Linked DNA regions of Homo sapiens: region 2 is linked to region 1. Evidence: chromatin contacts called from ENCODE Hi-C or POLR2A ChIA-PET data. All regions are on one chromosome and are shown on one strand. Each heading gives the region's core, a stretch centred on a gene start or an enhancer-like site at or near the end of the contact. The rest is flanking DNA. Distances are from core to core; before and after follow the strand shown.

What was found. Hi-C counts contacts between places; a loop is a spot of excess contacts on that map. ChIA-PET counts read pairs that join two places held with the same protein, here RNA polymerase II (POLR2A). Pooled maps may share reads with other maps.
Region 2: a map of PC-3 shows a loop between it and region 1 (6-fold over the local background). The contact joins two enhancer-like sites. A Hi-C loop is called at or near these places in 2 of 168 maps with a recorded cell type or tissue (Caco-2 and PC-3) and 2 of 50 pooled maps. POLR2A ChIA-PET finds 5 or more read pairs at or near these places in 1 of 52 experiments (GM12878).

What each region holds. Positions count from the first base shown.
Region 1 is chr5:150,798,612-150,804,650 of GRCh38, reverse strand. No RefSeq gene overlaps it. Among named protein-coding and RNA genes, the nearest start is that of SMIM3, 23 kb to the right of the region's middle. Within about 2 kb of position 3,375, at least 11 of the 41 ENCODE cell types and tissues checked have a DNase peak (open chromatin) inside an H3K27ac peak, as active enhancers do.
Region 2 is chr5:151,001,603-151,007,641 of GRCh38, reverse strand. No RefSeq gene overlaps it. Among named protein-coding and RNA genes, the nearest start is that of GPX3, 16 kb to the left of the region's middle. Within about 2 kb of position 2,335, at least 24 of the 41 ENCODE cell types and tissues checked have a DNase peak (open chromatin) inside an H3K27ac peak, as active enhancers do.

The DNA.
Region 1 (6,039 bases), core at 2,126-4,625:
TGAAAAAACTCTCTCATTCCCCTATCAGCTTACCCTGTGTATTAGCTTCCTGTGGCCGCTGTAACAAATGACCACAAACTTGGTGGCTTAAAACAACAGAAATTTATACTCACGCAGTTGGATGCCAGGAGTCCAAAATCAGAGTGTTAGCAGGGCCACACTCCTCTGGAGGCCAGGGGATGATGTACTTCTTACCTCTTCCGTCTTCTGGTGGCTACAAACTTGCCTTGATTTGTGGCACATCACTCCAGTCTCTGTCTCCATGGTTACATTGCCTCTTTCTCATCTCTGTGTGTCAGTCCTTCGTGTGTCTTTTATAAGGACTCTTGTCACTGGGTTAGAACCCACTCAGATAATCCAGGATCACCTCCCCATCTGGAGATCCTTAACTTAATGACATCTACAAAGACCCCCTTTTTTTTTCAAAGTAACATTCACAGGTTCTGCGATTTAGGAAGTGGACATAATTTTGGGGGGGCCACTATTCAATCCATTACTCCGAGACAGTATAGTTCTCCGTTTAGAAAGTGATAAGCTCCTTGCAACAAAATGGAAAGATGTGGTTCACTTAGCTTAACTTCCCATAAATTCAAAATAATTTAGTACTAAGTGTGGAAAAGAAAAACTAAAGAGCAATCAATTCCCCTTATGCCCAGAGATTCCATAAATCATTCTTTGACCAAGTGCCACTCAATTCCTAGAACACAAAATATCTTCATTTTTAGAGTAGGTATCAATTCTTTATTATACATGACCCAAACAATTGCTATGTAGAATGAGACAACAGCATTCATACTGAACTTTTCCTAACAACAACAACAACAACAACAAGTAACTATGTTTTCTGAGGTGCAAATCTTGATTGAAGGTAAATAGAAGCATAAAGGGCTCCAATAGTAGAAATTCTAAAGGCACTCATAACTATTTTAAAATTCAGAGGCCAGGCATGGTGGTTCGCATCTGTAATCCCAGCACTTTGGGAGGCCAAGATGGGAGGATTGCTTGAGACCAGGAGTTCAAGACCAGCCTGGTCAACACAGTGAGACCCCATCTCTATAAAAAGAACATATATATATATAAAATAAAGAATGTACTTATATCATTATTATGAAATTTGTTGTTGAAATGAAAAATTACTAAAACTGTTTTCATGACATATCTATGATTTTTCTCTCCATTGCCCTGTGTCTTCATTGACACTGAATTTCAATCACTGCTAAACTCTTATTGTACAGTAATATTATCATCTGTTTTTTTCATTAATATGCTAAGACACAATCTGAGAAGAAAGACTGCTCACTAAAGTAAAACAACTTTAAGAAAAAATATAAATACAAGGGTAATTAAGTTATTTGAATTAGAATTCTATGCTATTTCCTAATTTTTCCTCAGACTTATAACTGTCTCTTACCCTCCCCAACTCCAATCCTCTTTGTCCTTTCCACTTTCCTTTTATTGCCTTCCGAATTTTTCCCCAAGACGTTTGGTTGAAACCCATATAGCGAAACCAATCAAGCCAATGTGCCCCACCCATATATAATTTTTTACGGTAGTGCTAATGATCTTCCTTTGTTTTTAGGTAACATTTAAGCACTGAGTACTTATTACAGGCTCTCTGTAAGTGTTCTAGATTCAGCACCTTGTTTAAACCCCTCAGCGGCACTGTGGAGGCAAATATGATCCCCTTTTTTACAAACAAGGGCAATGAAACTCTTAAATGTTACTTTCTAAAGGGAACACGCTGGTGGAGCCAGATGGGAATTTGGTCTGCTTGACTCTAAAATTAAATGATTCTCTCTATAACTATTGCTGTCCAGCTTTAAAAGTAGATACAATAATTTTTGTAATTTTTAAAAATGATGTTATAGACCTGCTAAAACAGAAACATTTTTCCTACCATGTAAATCTTTATGGGAATTGAAGAGCCTTTCATTTGCTTTAATTAAATACCTTGTGTGATTGGAACAATTTCAAAGTTGCATTAATGCAACTTGGCCTTAAAAATTTCAAAGGAAATATTATCATTGTCATTTCATTTCACAGTCTCAGTTCCATTCTCTCTCTTTAGCAAGAATTATATAAGGGCCTAATTAAAGTTTTAGCTTACTGAAAGATTTTTAATGTTTTTTGCACCCTTAAAACTTTAGAAAGCAATTTCTGTGAGGAATTAATACTTAAAAATTGAATACTTTGTGTTTTATTAAATAATTGTGGATTCATTAAGAAACATTTTCTAAAAGGAACTTAGTATAGAAGAGATACAAGTTTTATACTTGTTCTAAGGCTGATCCTACAGGATAACAGTAAGGAAATTGCTAATCTCATTACTTCAGTGATTTTTAAAATCCCACATCATTAGGGGCATAGACCATTGGTGTTTTTACATTATTGGCCATCTTATAATTACTACTATTGAGAGCCTCTTCTAAGTCAGACATTAACCAACTACCTTACTTATATTACCTCATTTAATTCTCCCCATGCTCTAGTAGTTATCATCACCATTTTACAGATGTAGAAACTGAAGCTCATTATTGTTAATAATAGATCACATTTTGCTATATTTTACCTTTTCACTTTGCATTCATCACCCCATGTAATAATCATAACAATCCTTTGAAGTAGGTATAATTATTTTCACTCGTATTTTACAGAAGAGGAAATTGAGGCTCAAAGAGTTTATGTTATTTGCTCACGATCACAAAGCTAAGAAATAGTGAAGGTCCTCGCTCTTAGTCTCTGGTTATAGTGTTCCTGGAAAGGGAAGGAGGATGACAGCCAACCTGTAATGCAAAGTATGACTTCTTCCCCACCCCCAGAGAAGATAGGGGCGGAGGTGAGGTAAGTCATGATTAGCGACCTTCAAAATGTTCAGACATTTCCCAAGAAAAAGGAAGTTGATCTCTTCAGTGTGGCCTCAAGAGGGCAGAACTAGCATCCCTGAATCCTTAATCCCACTCTCACCGAGGGAGGAATTCTAACAAAACAGCTAATAAGGGGTGGCTTCAGCAAGACGTGAACCTCCTTTTCACTGGCACGTGGCTCTCAGACTTTAACCTGTTTGTTGAGCACTTACGGATTGTTTTTGCAAAGCAGATACTGAAGAACCAGTTCCAGAGATTCTCGGTCAGTACGTCTGAAGCAGGGCCCTGGAAGCTGCATTTGTAAGCAAATGCTCCTGTGTGAATCTGACACAAGCAGTCCAGGATCACACAGGAGAAATACTGAAAAGGCAACAACTGGCAACCTGTATTATACGGGATGTTGGACTGCATGAGCCCTGTGTTATCGCTACAGTCTCTGAAGCCAGAACTGGGAACATAAAATCTTGATCTGCTAGGAATGTTGTAGGACTGACTCTCACAACTTCGGCAGGCTAACCACTCCATTTGAAAAAAAAGTTATATCGCCATCTGGTGGACTGCCTAAAAGTTATTCAAACTCACCCTAAAAGCACGGAATGATTTTCTCATTTAATTCGGATACACTGCACACTTCACAGACCAGGAATCAAGACTCAGAAGAGTTCAGAAGAGTGTAGGCCACATAGAGCCTGGGTCTCACACCCACCGGTTCCCAGTCTACTACTACGCATGGGCTTGATTTGCTTGCTCAATCACAAAATTTTCCAGGTTTTCCTTTGGCGGAAGATTTAAGTCCCAGACAGCTATCACAGTGAAACAAAGTTCCCAAATACTTCAGTGCAATGTTTCTCAAAGGACAGCAAGTTGCCTTAAAAATGCAGAATTCTTGGCTCCGTCATAGGCCCACTGAAATAGAATCTTTGCAGATAAGGACCAGGATTTTGAGTGGTGGCGGGTGCCTGTAGTCCCAGCTACTCGGGAGGGTGAGGCAGGAGAATGGCCTGAACCCGGGAGGCGGAGCTTGCAGTGAGCAGAGATCGCGCCACTGCCCTCCAGCCTGGGCGACAGAGCGAGACTCCATCTCAAAAAAAGAAAAGCTCCTCAGGTGATTCTGTTGCATACTAAAGTTTGAGAACCATTGCCTTTGAGAAGAAACACTCGATTTATGGATGGAAAGGAAGAAGCTTTCCATCTGCAAATTAAAAATAATCCTTATTAGTGACAACTAATACTAAATACTATTACTGAAACTAAAAGGAAATAAGATTTGCTGTTGGGAGGTAGTACTACAAATTTATTTCCAAACATATTTATCATGAAATGGATGGCTACATGATATAAACAGCTGCATGTACATTTCAGGTGGATCACGTTACACTTTAACATGTACGCACAGGAGTGTGCACACATGTACACACAGTCTCCCAAACTGCATTCCCTTGAACTAGGTAGATATGTATAGAGGCATGCCATTAGAATGTTTGTTTCCAAAGACACATATTTGGTTGAAAAAAGAAATCAGTTTAAGCCAGTTACATTTGAGGTATAACAGAAAAAATTACCCCTGTAAGAAGAAATGGAACAAAATACCACCAAAATAATTTTATTAGTGACAAATTGACAATATATATATTCATGACTTTATTATAGATAATTGTTTTGGGTTGGTGCAAAAGTAATGCAGTTTTTACCATTCTAAAAGTAATGGCAAAATCTGCAATTTTTTTGGTGTTGAGAAGGTGCAATTTTGTATTTTGCTTTTTGTTAACTACCAATATAATAGATAGTGCTCAGTTGCCGTGTTTTATTTCATTGTTTGTACCATATTTACCAGACCATTCCTTTATGTCTGTATAAATATTACAATTGTTTCTCTTTTTTTCTTCTAGTAATTATCAAACTAGTTGGTTATTTCTGGAGTTGGAGTTGGGGAGGGGGAAGTTTGGAAGAAATGTTATTAATGATCTTTAGTTATTGCAAGAAATAGTGTTCTGATTTACCAAACATCCTTTTCTTCCAAAACGTTACTTCTGCTACCTTCAGTAAATGTTAAATGTAGAAAGATGAACTGACACGTATTGGGAGCAGATGGAAAATATGTTCATGTATTGTTCTTACCTATAAGCACACATATATTCTTTACATTTTTAAATGTAAATCATCTCACACAACTAATATAAGCACTAATTTCAATAGATACAATTTTTAAACTTTGTTACATATTATCAGACCGCTTATTTTTCAAAGAGGCCAACAAAACACTATACATTTTCTAACTCAACTATCTCACTTTTTGTTTGTTTGTTTTTTTAGTAGAGACAGGGTTTCACCATACTGGCCAGGCTGATCTCTAATTCCTGACCTCAAGTGATCCGCCTGTGTTGGCATCCCAGAGTGTTCATTATTCTTATAGTATTGTTTCAGCAATACTATAAGCAAAGTTCTCATTCTGTCGCCACCAGTAGACCTCTCTGAGCTCTCCTTGAGGCCACCAGTTCCTTGCCATCTCTATTGCTAGAAGACCATCTGCCTCCCATTAACAGACTTCTTCTTCTGTAATACTGGATCACATGATGGACTTAGAAGTTGAATTGCTAGGATAATAATTGATAGGAATTAATAGATTTTTCTTCCATCTGGATCAATTAAGGTATACTCTGGCAAATGGAAATTAAACATGCTTGCTTTATTTATTTATTTATTTATTTAGAGCCAGAGTCTCGCTCTATTGCCCAGGCTGGAGTGCAGTGGCGCAACCTCGGCTCAGTGCAACCTCCACCTCCCAGGTTCAAGTGATTCTCTTGCCTCAGCCTCTCAAGTAGGTGGGACTACAGGCGCCTACCACCATGCCCAGCTAATTTTTGTACTTTTAGTAGAGAGGGGGTTTCACCACGTTGGCCAGGCTGGTCTCGAACTCCTGTCCTCTGGACCTCCCAAAGTGCTGGGATTACAGGCGTGAGCCACCACGTCCAGCCTAAACATGCTTTAATATGGGGAATTATGTGCTGAAAATCATTAAAAGGATTGGGAGAGCACAGAAGGCAGGGGTTACTAGAATTCCTTCCAGATCAATACTGCAGAACCGGCCATCCTGGGGAGCTACTACTTCCGTAACAAGTGGGAAGCTAGGGAACAAGAAAGCCACAGCCTTGGCTGTGGGCTGCAGGACTGTCCC
Region 2 (6,039 bases), core at 1,086-3,585, 200 kb before region 1:
GTGGTCCCAGATAAGTCCGAATCTCTCTGGTCCACCCTGTTCTTACTGTAGCATGACAAGTTAGACCAGATGACCTCTAAGGGGTCCATCTGGCTTTAAAAGTCTTTGACAAGTTTCCTATGGTCTCCTTGGGAGAAGTACTTTGTGTTCAAGGTTCTGTCTTCTTCTTATCCAAAAAGGAGGAATGTGGGTTTTCAGGACTTTAGAATACCCTCAGAGAAGGTCCAGCTCTCCTCTCATGCACACATACCCCTGTTCTACCTCTCCATTTGCATATAATAGCTGAGATTAATTTAGTACCAACTATGGGCTAGGCGCTATTCTAAGCACTTTTAAAAGTGCTTTTATAAATTAGGTATACTATAAATTGCATTTTATAGTTGAGGAAACTGAGGCACAGAGGAGTTATGTACTCCAAGCTAGCAAGTGGTGGAGATGGTCTGGTTCCAGGACCTGCACTTCTACCCAACTTCTGCTCTTCACTTCCTTCCCACACTTCACTGAAGCTCAGAGAGTGAAGGGGACTTGCCCAAAGTCACACAGCAATTTACACAATGATCTCTGATCATTAAGCCATTGGAAGAGCCAGATTAAGGGCAAATAGAAGCCAAAGGTTAAAATGTCTTGGCCTCTCCCATTCTACATCCTCCCTCCACCCCCTGTTCCCATGGGCTATTTACTAAAAGCAGAGAGGCCTAGGGTGCGGTCTCATGGGGAAGTGCCAAGGCCAGGCGGGCCCTGCGGTGGTCAGCCCTCCTCTGAATGAAGCCTGGCTTCTTCGTCTACCCTCCCAGGCAGCAGCAGCACAATCAGTGGGGTGGAAGTGCCCAGGGTGGAAATGGGAGCAGGGCTGGAGCAGGAAAATAGAAAGAAAACAGGGCAGTGGCCAGGATTAGGGCAAAAGGATAGGGTGGAGGGGGAAAGACATGACCAATATGTTTTAAATGTCCACTGTGCGTGCCTAACACAGTGCTAAGCACTTTCCCTTACATCCTGAGATGAAGGTCCCATTATTACCCCATTTACGCAGGAGGAAACTGAGGCTCAGAAGGTTGAGTTATCCTGTGTGTCTACTGTGAAACGTGTCCTCTTTCCACTGAAGAAAGGGAAGGAATGACAGCAGAGTAGGAGAGGAAGGAGGAAAGAGGAAGAGAGCCAGATTCGGGAGAAAGGAGAAGAAAGTGAGTATGGGGCCTTGGCGCTCTGCCCCAGCAAGGGCAATGGGCCCAGAGTCATCCTCATCTCCCAGAAGGCTCACTGGGGAAATGTTTATGAGAAACCTCAACATTCAGAAGGGGCATGACCTTCCAGCTGGCTGTCCCGTGACTGCTGCTGGCTATAAACAGCCTGCTTATTAACCCCAGGAACCTGGCTCCTCTGCCACTTAAGGGATCGCCTGGAATGGGTGGGTTTGGAGAGCAGGAGGGTGCCTCGCCAAGAATTTGCAGACCAGGAGGAGTGGCTGCTAGGAACTAGATGATTTGTAGAGAGCTGGGCCAAAGGGGGCCCCCTCTGCTCCCACCCCTTGCAGAGTTGCTCAAGACGACATAGTGAGTTAATGTGCCCTAAAAGCCCTTAACCCAGACTTGACCACTTTAAGGGAATTACAAAGCTTGACTCATCTCATTATTTTCCCTAATGACCCATGTCATTAAAGCACTGTGGTGACATCAAATGAATTAATGGTCATAAAGGCATTTGGTAAACTGAACACCCCTGCATACCTGAGACCTTGTTTCTAGTCCAGTCCCCACCCCTATTGATCACTTAGGACAAACTCACATAGTGAGACAAACACAGAGTCACCCACCACAAGCTTACTGCCACTTACCTCCTTAGGTCGCTCAGCCACACTAAGTCCCAGCTGTGAAAGAAAGACCTTGGAGGTTATAATAGTACTGACCTACTGGGGTTGCTGAAAGGATTAACCGAGATACTTCCTATGAAGTTAGCACAGTGCCTGCACCTTTGTGTGCTCAGTCAGTGTTAGCCACATCCATGCTGTGGGTCCCATGAGAAATTCTATAAACTCCACCACCGCCACCACCACAGTAATGCTCTTAAAAATGACCTCAAATTGGAAGTTTTTTGAATGGAGAACAAGAGAGGAGGCAGGTATTTGCTGGAGCTGGACTGGGAAGAAGTAGATTTCATACACAGCTTGAAGGACTGGAAAGAGAACACTGAGAATATCACTGTGGAATTTCTGGGAAAGGAAGGGAATGTCTAAATACAAGAAATTGATGAAATGCTTTTGGATGTTTACAACTCAAAAAAGAACAGAAAGTCTCCATCTCATTCAAGGGCAGTGGTGGGACATGGCGACTTTTCAAGGACACAGGAGCTAGTGGCTGTAAGTGAAAGGTGTTGACAACCAGCTGAGCTCACAGGACTCATCCTGCTGGCTGCTGTCTCTGCAGCGTTGCTGAGTGCAGTGGATCCTTTTTCCACCTTGCATTCCAGAAACTTCTCCCAGTGTTCCCAGTAACAGTGTCCTACCTAGAGTCTAGGAATGTATTCCTGTCTATTCCATTGCTTCCTCTTCCCATTGAATCTTTCTTTTTAAAAATATTTTGAGAATTTTTATTCACATAAGTAACAGATGATTACATTTTTCTTATAAAATTAAAACCTGACAACTATGCTAAAACCCCATTTAACCCCTTCTGCTCTTCATGTTTGTCCCAACTCCTCCCCTTTATCACAATTAGCATGGATTTAGCTTTCCAGAATTTTCTCTATGCCTACACATACATCATTTAAAATATATATGTGACAGGATTGTTTGGCTTTTCTTCTTTTTTCATAAGTAATGTTTTATACATTATTATTGCACTACATGTTGTTTTTCTCATCCACTGTATGTTCTGAAGATCTGTCCATGTCAATACCTTTGATCTACTTAATTGGTAACTATTGCACAATGTGGATGTTTAATGGTTTATTTGCCTGCTCCTCCCTGACCCAGGCTTTCACCAAGACAGACAATGCTGCTGTGAACTTTCATACGCTCTCTTGTGCACGTGTGATTTTGTTTCTCTGGGATAGAAACCTGGCTGTGGAATTGCAGGTTATCAGGGTCTAACATGCCTTGCTGAATCTTAAGTGTAGGTTTTTCCCTGGCCAGCTCCCTTGGTCATTTCTTCTTCTTTTTATTTATTTTTTATTTTTTTGAGACAGAGTCTCGTTCTGTCACCCAGGTTGGAATGCAATGGCGCAATCTTGGCTCACTGTCTCTTGGGTTCAAGTGATTCTCCTGCCTCAGCCTCCTGAGTAGGTGGGATTACAGACACCTGCCACTACACCCAGCTAATTTTTGTATTTTTAGTAGAGACGGGGTTTCACCACGTTGATCAGGCTGGTCTTGAACTCCTGACCTCAGGTGATCCACCGCCTCGGCCTCCTAAAGTGCTGGGATTACAGGTGTGAGCCACTGCACCCAGCCTTCTTCTTTTTTTAAATTTTATTTTATTCTATATAGAGAGGGTCTTACTATGTTGACCAGGCTGGTCTTGAACTCCTGGCCTCAAGCAGCCCTCCCATCTTGGCCTCCCAAAGTGCTAGGATTACAGGCGTGAGACACCACACCCGGCCCTGGGTTTCTTCTGATTCTCAGGTACTATGTCTAAATCACCAGCTTCCTGTTTCTAACTCTCCTCTAAACATCTCCACTCAAAGGTCCCTGTGGTCCTTCCAGCTCATAAAAGAAAAGTGAACTCGCCTCTCCCTTCTGTCCAGCCCCTCTCCTGGTGTACACACTCACATTCTCCTGGTTGCCCAAACATGAAAATCTTAATCACAATTCTTTCCTCTTTCCCCAGCATCTAATAAGATCTTGTGGATTTTATCTCTGTAATGTCTTCTGGTTCTCATTCCTTCGCTAGTTATCTTTGGCCAGGACTATTTTAACAAGCCCCTAACTAGTCTCCTTGTTCTCTTAGGCAATGCACCAAATTAATCCTCATAAAGCACACATGATGTCATTATCTTCAGTTGGTTTCACCTGAATACAAAATACAGCGGGATCTCCTTGCCTTGCTACTCACAGTCTTCACCACTCTGACTCAGTTTTCTTTCTCTAGTTTTGATCTCTTCAGATTCCTCCTTTTTCACACCCCAGGCACGCTGATCCCCTTGCCATTCCCAGACGTGCCTGTATTTCTTGCCTCTAAGGCTTCGTTTCTGTGTTTCCTCTCTTAGAAGTCTCTCTCCCAGCCCTGCCTGTTGAAAGTCTACCAACCCTTGTAGGGCCTCCTGAATTCACATTAAGGACGCGCGTTCCAGTGTTGTGCCACGGTAGCTGGTTTCTTAACCTCTCTGACCATCAGTTTTCTTCTCTGTAAAAAAGGGTAGGATACCTTCCAGGTCTATGGGGATTTGTTTGTTGGTTTGTTTGTTGGTTGGTTGGTTTGTTTTTAAGAGACAGGGCCCTGCTATGTTGCCCAGGCTGGTTGCAAACTCCTGGGCTTAAGCAATCCTCTTGTTTTGGCCTCCCAAAGTGCTGGGATTACAGGCATAAACCACGGTGCCTGGCCTGTGGGGAAGTTTTAATGAGATTATGCAGGTAAAGCACTTAGCACAGTGCCATGCACAGAGTAAAGGCTAAATACACCTTACCTCTTATTGTCAGCATACCCCTTCCATAAAACTGTGCCCAGCCTCACTATCGAAGTGAATTTCCTACCTTCCTGGGCTCTCCTGTCTGTTACAGTGGGCACTTGGTTATTTAGGTGTGTCTGTCCTCACACCTGATAATGACCCCCTGAGGGGCAGGGATTGTCTTCTTTATTTCTGCATGCCTCATAGTGTCCCCAGCACAGCACCTGGACTTGAACTGAATGTAGGCAGAATGTTGTACTGCTGTCAATTTATTTGGAAATACAGAAGAGCGCCTGATAATGAAATCATCAGCTTTGCCTCCAAAAAATGAGGCTAATACTAATGCTACTACCTGCTCACAAGGTTGGGGTAAGCTTATGTATGTGAGATAACTTTCTAAATCGTTTTTTTTTTTTTTTTTTTTTTTTGAGAGAGAGGGTTTTGCTCTGTCACCCAGGCTGGAGTGCAGTAGTGTGATTATAGCTTTGTGTAACCTCAAACTCCTAGGCTTGAGCTGTCCTCCTGCCTCACCCTCCCAAAGCGCTGGGATTACAGGCATGAGCCACTGCACCCAGCCTCTTTTTCTTTATCCTAAATCTTAGCCTGTCTTCCCATGGTTGCCTGCTTCCCCCTTGTGGTTAAAATTCCAATCATGTATTAAAATCAGTCAATAGAAATAATCTAGCTGATAGAGGTTTATCTCAGCATTGTTTATATTACTGAAAAATCAAATACAAACCAGGCCCCCACATAGGAGTTTGGCTAGATTATGGTACAGCTACACAGGGGAATATTATTGAGCCATTTGAATATAATGAAATAGATGTCTATGATGTACTGCTAAGCAAAAATATATAAACGTATATACTACACTCCATTTTTCTAAATATCTATACAAATGTGAAAGGATAATACACTAAATGTTAATAGTGTTCAAGGGAAATTCAGTTGATATGAGTTTTTAACAATGAGCATGTATTGCTATTAAAGAAATTTAACTCCTTTAGTTTTGAGAGAACCTATCAATCAAACAAGAAACCCATTAGTTAACCGTTATGCCAGGCCCATCTGAATTGACAGGCAGCATCGACCATCATTTATCTGCTCCTTGTGCCTGCTCTCTGCAGAGGGTCTTGTATGGGGAGAAGGTGGAGTATACAGAGGATAAAGGATCCCGGGCTGGAGTTCTAGGAGCATCTGAGAAGTGGGATGATGGGGGCTATGTATCCACTGCTCTTGGCCAGGCTGATTTTCATCCTGAATTTGACCCTTTGTCCTAGCCCCAATCAGACTCGCAGCCTAAACAAAACCCTAGAACCATCACAGGCCTAACTGGAGACCTGAAGGGTAAAAACCGGCCTCTGCCATCCATGGCTCACAGTTGAGACTAGGAGAAGGACAAGAGTGTGACGAGCACAGATGTGGTAGCTGTTGAAGACT